Linked DNA regions of Homo sapiens: all the other regions are linked to region 1. The links are chromatin contacts, found by Hi-C or POLR2A ChIA-PET in ENCODE. All regions are on one chromosome and are shown on one strand. Each heading gives the region's core, a stretch centred on a gene start or an enhancer-like site at or near the end of the contact. The rest is flanking DNA. Distances are from core to core; before and after follow the strand shown. Region 1 holds the start of KLF1 (KLF transcription factor 1). Region 2 holds the start of HOOK2 (hook microtubule tethering protein 2). Region 3 holds the start of NFIX (nuclear factor I X). Region 4 has its middle 8.4 kb from the start of DAND5.

Region 1 (2,549 bases), core at 25-2,524:
GGCCTCGCTGGGCGCCAGAGCGCAGGTCTGGGGCGCGCCACCGGGCTCCGGGCCCGAGAAGTTGGTGAGGAGGAGATCCAGGTCCCAGGTGGCGTCCGCGCCCCTCTCATCGTCCTCTTCCTCCCCGGGCTGGTCCTCAGACTTCACGTGGAGGGGCGGCTCCGTGGGGTCAGGAGGACCCGGGCCCATGTCCTGCGCCTCTTCGGAGCGCCACCACTGCGGGAGGGAGCAGGCAGCTCGAGGTTCGGTGGACACTGGGGTGCCCTGCCCAGGGACATCGCGGGCTGGACACTCTGACGCAGAGGCTTTGGAAAGGGGTCTTGTTTGCCTGTCTGTCTGTCCCACTTCCCCAACACTGCCCCTCTAACCGCCCCTCTCCCCGCTCCCCCCCCAGCTCCAGGGACAGAAACCGATCAGGTCTGGCTGGAGACAGGAGATAAGACTTCCACTATCTGGAACCACACTCGGGGATGGGGGAAGGGGTAGCAGAGCTGCTGGAGATGGAAAACTGGCAGGGGACGGGGGAGAGGATGCCAGCCTTGACTTAGTTTTCCCCCAGAACATCCCTCTCCTTCCCTGTCTCCCAAAACAAGATTAATTCCGAAATTTTGGATGTCCCCCAGACACACTCATCATTTCCCGCTGATATCTGGAAGATTGTCTGTGAGCCTAGATCTCGTTCCTTTTTTTTTTTTTTTTTCTTGAGATAGGGTCTTACTCTTTTGCCCAGGCTGGAGTGCAGTGGTGCAGCTCACTGTATCCTTAATCTCCTGGGCTCTAATGATCCTCCTGCATCAGCCTACGGAGTACCTGGGACTACAGGCACACGCCCCCATGCCTGGCCTAATGTTTTTGGTATTTTTTGTAGAGATAGGGTTTCACCATGTTGCCCAGGCTACCTTCGTTTTCTATTACCGAAATAGATCACACTTAGAACCTCAAACCCCTAGACCACCCTCCTCACCCCCTGCCAGACTAAGCTGAGATCTCCTCTCCTGGACTGAGCGTACCTCAGTCCTGGTTAAGTCTCTTGATTTCAGGTCAAGATGCAGGTCTGGACCCCAAGATCTGTGACTGTGGCCCTGGATTCCAGCCAGCCCACCTAGACCCCACCTTCTAGGCCCCACCTTGAGGAAGTCATCCTGTGTGTCCGGGAAGGGGCCCAGGGCGGTCAGTGTGCTGATGGAGGGCAAGGCGGTCTCGGCTGTGGCCATGGCTGGCTGGTGCCCACCCTGGGCCTCAAGCCTCCTCTTCCTCGGCTGCCTCGTGAACTCTGAGGCTGTGATAGCCCCTTCGAGGGCTCCTCTCTGTCCTTAGCTGATTGGCTGCAGCCTCTGATAAGGCAAAGCAAGGCAAGGCGGCGGGGGGGCACTGTTTCTGGGGCACAAACTTCACGTTGGCCTGTCTGGGGCTGGGGTTAAAGACTAACCCTGTGTCCAAAGCCAAGTCAAATATCAAGGGTTGGGGGGTTCAGGGTTTGAGGGTCCAGGTGCTGGGTAAAAACAGACATTGGGTCTCCAAAGAAGGAGAGACTTGGGGGTCTTCCCTCAGTTAACTTTCCTGGAAAAGGCAGAAAGGGTATTCTGGGAAGAAGCTGTGGGACCCCCTGTCCCCCTGATTGAGGCTCCACAGCCCTCCCCCTCCCCAGTAAACAGCAACAACCGTGCTGATGGCGGGACTTGGCACGAGCTCCCCGCCAAGCATTATCAGACACCCCAGACGTTGGAGGCTGCTATCAGGTGGGGGCCCAGGCCAGCTAGAGCTCTGTCCTCCGGTGAAGGGGAGGGCTGGGAGTTGGGTCTTCAAATTAGCCTGGCGTTCAATTTGCCTGGGTTGGGACCTCCCAGGGTCTCAGCCCTGCAGCAGGAGGAAGCCCCTGACAACTGGCCCACCATTGTCTACTGGGGACCCTTGGGTGGCACTGCATGGGACTGCATGGAGGCTGGTTCAGTGCCAGCTGCTTTAGTGCGATGGGGGCAGCCAAGGGAAAAGTGACCCTCTCTCCTCCTGGGTGGGATAGGACCGTTGGATCAAGCCACAGGCAGTACCTGACCTGCAGGAGACCAGTGCCCTGGCTCTGGGCCTGGCTGCTCCTTGATTCTGCCCAACATGAGGAGAGGATCTGAGTTTCTACAACAGGAACCTCCACTCTGGTGCCCTGGGAGCCTGGGAAGGGGACATGGATACGTATTACAGACACATAACTCATAGTCACTCATTGGAAGACTGAGGCAGGAGGATCACTTGACACCAGGATTTCAAGACCAGCCTGGGCAACATAAAACCTATCTCTCCAACAAAAAGCTGTGAGTGGTGGTGCATGCCCATAGTCCCAGCTACTCAGGAGGCTGAGGTGGGAGGATTGCCTGAGCCCAGGAGGTCGGGACTGCACTGAACTATAATCACACCACTGCAGTCCAGCCTGGGGCACAGAAAGCAAGACTCTGTCGCTGGAAAAAAAAAAAAGTTGGGTGGCCATCTTTATTCCTGGCAGATCAACCTGGGTGACACAAACAAAAACAAGGCCAGGTGCGGTGGTTCACACCTGT
Region 2 (2,549 bases), core at 50-2,549, 110 kb before region 1:
ACACCACCCCACCCAGCTAATTTTTGTATTTTTAGTAGAGATGGGGTTTCAACTTGTTGGCCAGGCTGGTCTTGAACTCCTGGCCCCAGGTGATCCACCCACTTTAGCCTCTCAAAGTGTTGGGATTACAGGCATGAGCCACTGCGCCCAGCCTGGAAGTTAATTTTTATGGTTGTGTATGTGTTGCTTGTCACTAGAATGATGGCTGTGTGGGGCAGGTTTTTGTCTGTGTTATTCCTTGCTGAATGCCCAGGCCTGGCACAGGGTGAGTACTCCATAGATGAATGGATGAACAAATGGTTGATCACCAGACATCTGTCCCTCTTCCTGCCCATCACCCAGGACATGTGCCTAGCTGGCCCGTCCCTGGTCATCTCTTCACCAGTCTGTCCTCTAATCAGGAGTCCACTTGTCACCTTCAGCTTCCAGTTGGGACCTGGATCTTCCGAGATGCCCTGGAGCCATGCCTCGTTGAACCAGGAGGGGTCTCTGGGGGCGAGAAGGTGGGATGAGCAGACTGGGGGACACTTTTGGGATCCTCCCCTTCAGCTCCACTCACATCTGGTTCAGCACATAGGCTACGGCAAGGCCGCTGCTCAGGTCCTGAGGGCTGGCACAGGGAGACGGAACGTGGAACGTCTGTAACTGAGGGGTAAAGGAAAGGACAAGGAAAGAGTTAGGGCCTGGGAGCGCCGAACCGCTCCCCTTTTGCAGACTTTTCCAGTCAGCGAACCTCACATGGTGGGGCGGGCGCTGCTCCGCCACAGCAGCTCTGCGAGGGACTGGCTTCTGCTCACCTGAGACCGGAGGGGGCGTGGCCTCACCTCACCTCTGCCCAACAAACCCTGCGCGTCCAGGCCAGGGTGGTATCGCGAGTCACCTGGGCCCCACAGGCACCACGTGACCAGGCCAATTCACCTGTGTCCTCGCCCCACGTGAACCAACCACAGAGGGGCGGGGCCTCACCTGTCCTTTCCACGCAGACTTGCCACGTGACGGGGGCGGGTGCTCGGGCCAGAGTCCAACGGTCCAGCAAGTCGACGACCCCGCACCTCCCAGCCCCAGCACCAAGAGACTGACCGAACCAGGGCCAGGGATCCCGGGCAAGAGGAGCGGGCGCTCACCTTCCCCTAGCCCCGCCCCACGACCTACCCAGGTGAGCAGAGACCCGCATAGCTCAGCTTTGTCCACGCTCATGGCTCCCGATCGGATTCAATCCAGGCCACGGAGCCCCGGCGCCGCAGCAGCCTCCGGGTCCGCCACCAGCGAGCGCCCGCAGCCCCGACCTCCCGCTCGGCCTAGAGCGCCGCCCCGCCCCGCCCCCCTAGGCGCAGGCCCCGCCCCGCCCCCAAGCCCAGGCTCCGCCTCGGAACGTAATCTCCTCCCTACGCCCGCTCTTGCCTCCAGCCCCGCCATCTTGGATCCGGGCACCGTTCGGGCGCCCGCCCTGCCGCTAGGGGTCAGCCTGGCCCAGCCTTGTGCATCCGAGGGTGGTCCCACCTCCCATCCTCGCCCTGGCCCTTTTTGGGGTGGGAGGTCCTCAAGATCCTTTTGAGACGGAGGTGCTCCACCCTGTTACACAAGCGCATTCACGTCTTTTCCCTGCAACTTAAGTAAATTCTTTTTTTTTTTTTTTTTTTTTTTGAGACGGAGTCTCGCTGTCGCCCAGGCTGGAGTGCAGTGGCGCAATCTCGGCTCACTGCAGGCTCCGCCCCCTGGGGTTCACGCCATTCTCCTGCCTCAGCCTCCCGAGTAGCTGGGACTACAGGCGCCCGCCACCTCGCCCGGCTAATTTTTTGTATTTTTAGTAGAGACGGGGTTTCACCGTGTTAGCCAGGATGGTCTCGATCTCCTGACCTCGTGATCCGCCCGCCTCGGCCTCCCAAAGTGCTGGGATTACAGGCGTGAGCCACCGCGCCCGGCCTTAAGTAAATTCTTGTGTCTAACCACTTTATAATCGGAGCCGTTGTGCGGGGAGGGGCGAGCCCTGGCACTTTCTATGGACTGGGAGAGGGGATGCTAAAGGGGTTTTCCCGCCGGACGCGGTGGCTCTCGACTGTAATCCCAGTATTTTGGGAGGCCTAGGAGGGAGAATTAATTTGGATAGAAGTTGGAGACCAGCCTCTCTTCAAAAAATTTAAAAATTACCCAGGTAGCGGTGGCTCACGCCTGTAATCCCAGCACTTTGGGAGGCCGAGGCGGGCGGATCACGAGGTCAGGTGTTCGAGACCAGCCTGGCCAACATGGTGAAACCCCGTCTCTACTAAAAATACTAAAAATTAGCTGGGCGTGGTGGCGCACGCCTGATTTCAGCTACTCGGGAGGCTGAGGCAGGAGAATCGCTTGAACCCTGGAGGCGGAGGTTGCAGTCAGCCGAGATCGTACCACTGCACTCCAGGGGGCAACAGTGCAAGACTCCTCAAAAAAAAAAAAAAAAAAATTAGCCAGACATGTTGGCGTGTTTCTGTGGTCCTAGCTCCTAGCTCTACAGAGGCTGAGGTGGGAGGATAGCTTGAGCCCAGGAGGTCGAGACTGCAGTGAGCCGTGAT
Region 3 (2,549 bases), core at 24-2,523, 110 kb after region 1:
GTGTGTGATCCCTGTGTGCATGGCTAGATGATTCTCCCAGGGGGGTTGTCAGCCGCCTGGGCATCAGTTGGTCAGTGTGTCCAAGGCCTGTGGGTACATCTGGGCAACCCAGTGTGTGTGTGTGTGTGTGTGTCTGTGTGTTGTGTTGTGACAGCCAGTGTTGCTTTGTATCTGTGACGCTGTGTATCTCTTTGTATTGGGGTCCTTTGCATTCACTTCCAGGTGTTTGGTGTGTGTTTATGTGACATTGTGTATCTTCCCTTCATTAGTGTCATCTTATTTATTTAGTTATTTTTTTTCAGACAGGGTCTTGCTCTGTCACCCAGGTTGGAGTGCAATGGCACTATCATGGCTCACTGCACCCTTGACCTCCCCGGGCTCAAGGGATCCCCCCACTTCAGCCTCCTAAGTAGCTGGGACCACAGGCATCCACCACCACACCCAGCTAATTTTTGTATTTTTGGTAGAGAGGGGTTTTGCCATGTTGTCCAGGCTGGTCTTGAACTCCTGAGCTCAAGCAATCCACTGGCCTCGGCCTCTCAATCATCAGTGTCATTCTGTACATCGGGGTGTACTGCCACAACTGCCAGTGTGTTCTGGCACTGCGATGTGTGTGTGTTGTGTATGTGTCTGCGTGTAGGAATTGTGTGTCTGGAAGGTGTCAGCGTGTGGCTGTGTGATCTTGCATGTGTCTGTGTTCTGCAGGAACATGCGTCAGTGTGTGTGCATCAGTGTGCATCTCTATGTGTCATGCACTGGTGTGTCTTCGTGTATATCAGTGTGTGTCTACGTGACGCCTGCTTTGGTGTATGTCTATACGCGGTTCCTTGTTGTGTGCCTGGATACCATGGTGGGACGGTGCATGTCAGAGCGTGGGTCGTGGGTGTTTTCCCAGACTGCTGTGTGTGTGTGCCCGTGTGTAGGGGTTGTGTGTCTGTGCCTTGTGTGCACTGGTGTCCGAGTGTGCTTTGTGTTCGAAGGCGGAACGTGTGGCCAGGCGTTCTGGACGTGACATGTGTGGCGGGGTCCGAGTCCCGCTGCGTGTCAGCGTGTGTCTGCGCTGGAACGCGGGCCAGCACGTGTCAGGGCGGCCGCGTCGGTGTGCGCCCCCGCGCGCGCGTGTGCGTGTGTTCGTGTGTGTGTGTGCATGTGTGTGCTTGTGTGTGTGCGCCGGCCGCCGCTCCCCCGCCCTGCCCGCCCCTCCCCGCGCCCCTCCTCCCGCCCGCGCCGCCCGCCCGCTCCCTCTCCCCGGAGTGCGCCGCTTCCAAACTTTGTCTAAACTTTCACTTTCACAGCGCGGCGGCTGCGGCGGCGGCGGCGGCGGGCGAGGGTGACCGGCCGAGCGGCGGCGGCATGGAGTAGACGCGCGGCGGCAGCGGCGGCGGCGGCGGACGCGAGAGGCAGCGGCGAGCGCGGCGGCGGCGGCGGCAGCGGCGGCCCCGGAGCCGGCGGGGCCGAGCTTGCGAGCGGCGAGCGCGGAGCGGCGCCGGGCCGAGCGCGGGGCCGCGGGCCGGGCGGGCGCAGCGCGGCGGAGGCCGGAGGAGCCGAGCCGGAGCCCGAGCCCGAGCGCGGCCGCCGCCTGCCGGGCCTCCCCTCGCCGCGGCCGGCCGCCGCGCTCCCGCCCGGGCGCCCAGCTATGTACTCCCCGTACTGCCTCACCCAGGTACCGGCCGCCGCCCCCGCGCGACCGGGGGAGGGGAGCGGGCGCGGGAGGCCGGCCGGCGGCGCGGGCGGAGGGGACGCGCGGCGGCCGGGAAGGGGGGGCCGAGAGCCCGCGGGCCGCCGAGGGGTGCAGGCTGTGCCGCGGGGAGCCCAGGCACGCGTGCGGGCGTCACCGTGCGCGTGCGACCCTGGCCACCGGGCGGACTCCTTTTGGGGGTTCCGGGGGTGGCCAGCTGCGTCGTGGCGCTGCCCGTGGAGCGCAGGCGGGAGTGCGTGTACGTGTGTGTGTGTGTGTGTGTGTGTGTGTGCGCGCTCGACTGGGGTGCGATGGGCAGCGGGACTCCGGCTGACCTGTGGGCTACTGTAGCGCGCACCCGGGCAGCGTGGTCGCTGGCAGTGTTTGCGGGGTTGACAGAGTGGCAAGAGGGTGGTCCCGAGGGCGCAGAGGGGACACTGGGTCCCGCGACGCTTCCTGGGGAGGGCGCAGCGGTTCCCGAGGGTGGCAGTGGCCGGCGTGCGTGGCGGCGGCCCTTGCGTGCGGCCGGGGTGCCTGGGGTGGGCCGAGCGGCCCGGGCGTCTCCCCAAAGTCTTTGTTTAGGCCTCACATGGGAGCGGGGCTAAGAAAATGGCGGGGCTCCCAAATTTCGGAGGGGCAGGGGAGGGGAGAGGGGGGCGGGCGCGCTGCCAGCGGTGGCCGCGCCTCTCCGACCCCGGACGTCGCAGCCTCTGCCCCCCCACCCCCAAACTTTCCTCGGCGCAAACTTTCTGGCCCCAGCGACCCGGGCTGCTGCGGAGTGGACCCGGCAGGCCTGGGGAATCCCGTCCCGTCGCCTGGAGGCGGGAGGGGCGGGAGGCAGCCGTGGACACAGCCGACAGTGCTGCGGCCA
Region 4 (2,549 bases), core at 34-2,533, 91 kb after region 1:
CGGGCGTGGTGACTCATGCCTGTAATCTCAGTACTTTGGGAGGCTGAGGCGGGTGGATGACCTGAGATCAGGTGTTCAAGACCAGCCTGGCCAACATGGCGAAACCCCGTCTCTACTAAAAATATAAAAATTAGCCAGGCGTGGTGGCGCGTGCCTGTAATCCCAGCTACTTGGGAGGCTGAGACAGGAGAATCGCTTGAACCCAGGAGGCGGAGGTTGCAGTGAGCCAAGATGGCGACACTGCACTCCAGGCTGGGCGACAAAGCAAGACTCCATCTCAAAAAAAAAAAAAAAAAAAATTAGCTGGGCATGGTGGTGTGTACCTGGAACCCCAGCTACTCAGGAGGCTGAGGTGGGAGAATGGCTTGAGCCTGGGAGGCAGAGGTTGCAGTGAGCCAAGGTTGTGCCACTGCTTTCCAGCCTGGGTGATAGAGCCAGACCTTGTCTCAAAAAAAAAAAAAAAAAAGAAAGAAAGCTCTCAATTTTGTAAGGTAGCCTTTGGATTCTAAATTCTTGGAGCTAGATTCTGGGTCTGGTGGATTCTAGTTTTGAGCAATAGGATCTAGATTTTTGGAATCTGAATCCCGGAGTATGGTTTCAGTGGCACCATCATAGTTCACTGCAACCTCAGACATGTGCCACTACACCCAGCTAATTTTTAAGTTTTTTGTAGAGATAAAGTCTTGCTATGTTGCCTATCGTGTCCCAAACTCCTGGCATCAAGTGATCCTCACGCCTTGGCCTCCCAAAATGCTGAGATTATAGCTGTGAGCCACCACGCCTGGCTGAGTTCGTGGATCTGGAGTATAGATCTTGGTATGATTGGAATCTTTTTTTTTTTTTTTTGAGATGGAGTCTCACTCTGTTGCCCAGGCTGGAGGGCAGTGGCGCAATCTCAGCTCACTGCAAGCTCCGCCTCCCAGGTTCAAGCGATTCTCCTGCCTCAGCCTCCTGAGTAGCTGGGATTACAGGTGCCCACTACCACACCCAGCTAATTTTTATATTTTTAGTAGAGACGGGGTTTCGCCATGTTGGTCAGGCTGGTCTCGAACCCCTGACCTCAAGTGATCTGCCTGCCTTGGCCTCCCAAAGTGCTGGGATTACAGGCATGAGCCACCGTGCCCAGCCCGGTATGATTGGACTCTAGATGCTGATCCTGGGTCCTGGGATCTGGATTACCGGCTCTTAGTTCTGTATCTGCGTTCCTGCTTCTGGACTTCAGTCTCTGGGCCTGTGTGCTCTGTGTCCTCTCTGTCCACAGCTCCAAGTTCAGCAACTGGGCGGCTGCCTGTCGTCCCTCCATGGATGGGTGCAGAGACCACCTATGGCCACCAGGGGACACCCTTGGTCTACATTTGGTCCAAGCTGCCCGACTGGAGGAGGAGTCTGGGACCACTGTGGCCCAGTTGGACTCAGCCCTTTCAGGAGGACCAGGGGCTGGACATCACTTTCCCCCACTTCCATCCCAGTCTCTGCTGGGACCTGAAATCTGTCAGCCCCCACTGACTCAAACGTGGAGAACTGGACTGAGCACCCCCACAGTGTTCTGAACAGTACCGTGGGACAAGGTGCCTGCCCAGTGAGTAGGTCAGACCCAGGGTTGAAGCCATGTGTGTCCATGAGGGTGACAATGAGTGTCTGAAAACGTGTCCAGGTGTGAAGGCGAGGGTGCACCATTCATCAGGAGTGGCCACATATGACAGCATTGCTAAGAAGTGTGAGCCTGGGAGGCGCGGTGGCTCAGGCCTGTTGTCCTGGCGCATAAGAAAGTGAGGCCCAAGGCCGGGCGGGCGGATCACGAAGTCAGGAGTTCGAGACCAGCCTGACCAACATAGTGAAACCCCGTCTCTACTAAAAATACAAAAATTAGCCTGTCGTGGTGGCGCGTGCCTGTAATCCCAGCTACTTGGGAGGCTGAGGTATGAGAATTGCTTGAACCCAGAAGGCGAAGGTTGCAGTGAGCTGAGATAGTGCCACTGCACTCCAGCCTGGGCAACAAGAGCAAGACTCCGTCTCAAAAAAAAAAAAAAAAAAAAAAAAGTGAGGCCAGGCGTTCAAGCCCTCATCTATGTAACAAAACAACAACAACGACAACAAAAATGTGAACCTGTGTGTTGGATGGTGTGTGGCCACCACTCACTGTATTCACATGTCTGATAAGGTCCTCATGAGACAGTGCACCTACACGGTTGTGTCTATAACTGGGAGATGTCACCAGGAGCCCTTGTATGAGTCCGTGTCCATGTCATATTCATGTGTCTGCGTCTATGATTGTGTCACTAGGAATCTATAGGTATCCATAGGTATGACTGGGACCATCTAGGGGAAGTGTCACTGGGTGACGGTGTCCTGGAGTGTCAGAAACAGTGTCCTGGCTGGGTGCAGGACCTGTAATCCCAGCACTTTGGGAGGCTGAGGCGGGCAGATCACCTAGGTCAGGAGTTCAAGACCAGCCTGGCCAACATGGTGTAACAGTGTCTCTACTAAAAATACAAAAATTAGCCAGGCATGGTGGTGTGTGCCTATAATCCCAGCTACTAGGGAGGCTG

Evidence for each region. A loop is a pair of places that touch in the nucleus more often than their neighbours do. ChIA-PET counts read pairs that join two places held with the same protein, here RNA polymerase II (POLR2A). Pooled maps may share reads with other maps.
Region 2: a pooled map shows a loop between it and region 1 (4-fold over the local background). The contact joins the promoter of HOOK2 here to the promoter of KLF1 in region 1. A Hi-C loop is called at or near these places in 1 of 168 maps with a recorded cell type or tissue (naive thymus-derived CD4-positive, alpha-beta T cell), 1 of 37 single-sample maps with no recorded cell type and 10 of 50 pooled maps. POLR2A ChIA-PET finds 5 or more read pairs at or near these places in 22 of 52 experiments (A673, AG04450, B cell and 17 more).
Region 3: a loop to region 1 is called in a pooled map, with 4 times the contacts of the local background. The contact joins the promoter of NFIX here to the promoter of KLF1 in region 1. A Hi-C loop is called at or near these places in 4 of 50 pooled maps.
Region 4: a pooled map shows a loop between it and region 1 (2.6-fold over the local background). The contact joins the enhancer-like site here to the promoter of KLF1 in region 1. A Hi-C loop is called at or near these places in 45 of 168 maps with a recorded cell type or tissue (A673, B cell, CD14-positive monocyte and 29 more), 37 of 37 single-sample maps with no recorded cell type and 37 of 50 pooled maps. POLR2A ChIA-PET finds 5 or more read pairs at or near these places in 27 of 52 experiments (B cell, CD4-positive, alpha-beta T cell, CD4-positive, alpha-beta memory T cell and 20 more).

The regions. Positions count from the first base shown.
Region 1 is chr19:12,885,927-12,888,475 of GRCh38, forward strand. It overlaps KLF1 (KLF transcription factor 1), which reads right to left and starts at 1,275. Exons shown (of 3, transcript NM_006563.5): 1 at 1,128-1,275; 2 at 1-216. The coding sequence starts at 1,214. RefSeq lists a cis regulatory region at 165-2,005, enhancers at 305-566, 1,130-1,470, 1,579-1,917 and a promoter at 1,209-2,227.
Region 2 is chr19:12,774,253-12,776,801 of GRCh38, forward strand. HOOK2 (hook microtubule tethering protein 2) reads right to left here and starts at 1,300. Exons shown (of 23, transcript NM_013312.3): 1 at 1,153-1,300; 2 at 560-645; 3 at 417-489. The coding sequence starts at 1,197. RefSeq lists enhancers at 222-902, 903-1,581, a cis regulatory region at 1,118-1,759 and a silencer at 1,144-1,363.
Region 3 is chr19:12,994,202-12,996,750 of GRCh38, forward strand. NFIX (nuclear factor I X) reads left to right here and starts at 1,274. Exons shown (of 11, transcript NM_001365902.3): 1 at 1,274-1,663. The coding sequence starts at 1,637. RefSeq lists a silencer at 1,221-1,380 and an enhancer at 1,555-2,143.
Region 4 is chr19:12,976,693-12,979,241 of GRCh38, forward strand. No RefSeq gene overlaps it. Among named protein-coding and RNA genes, the nearest start is that of DAND5, 8.4 kb to the left of the region's middle. Within about 2 kb of position 1,284, at least 3 of the 41 ENCODE cell types and tissues checked have a DNase peak (open chromatin) inside an H3K27ac peak, as active enhancers do; they include heart right ventricle, where a contact is called at or near this core.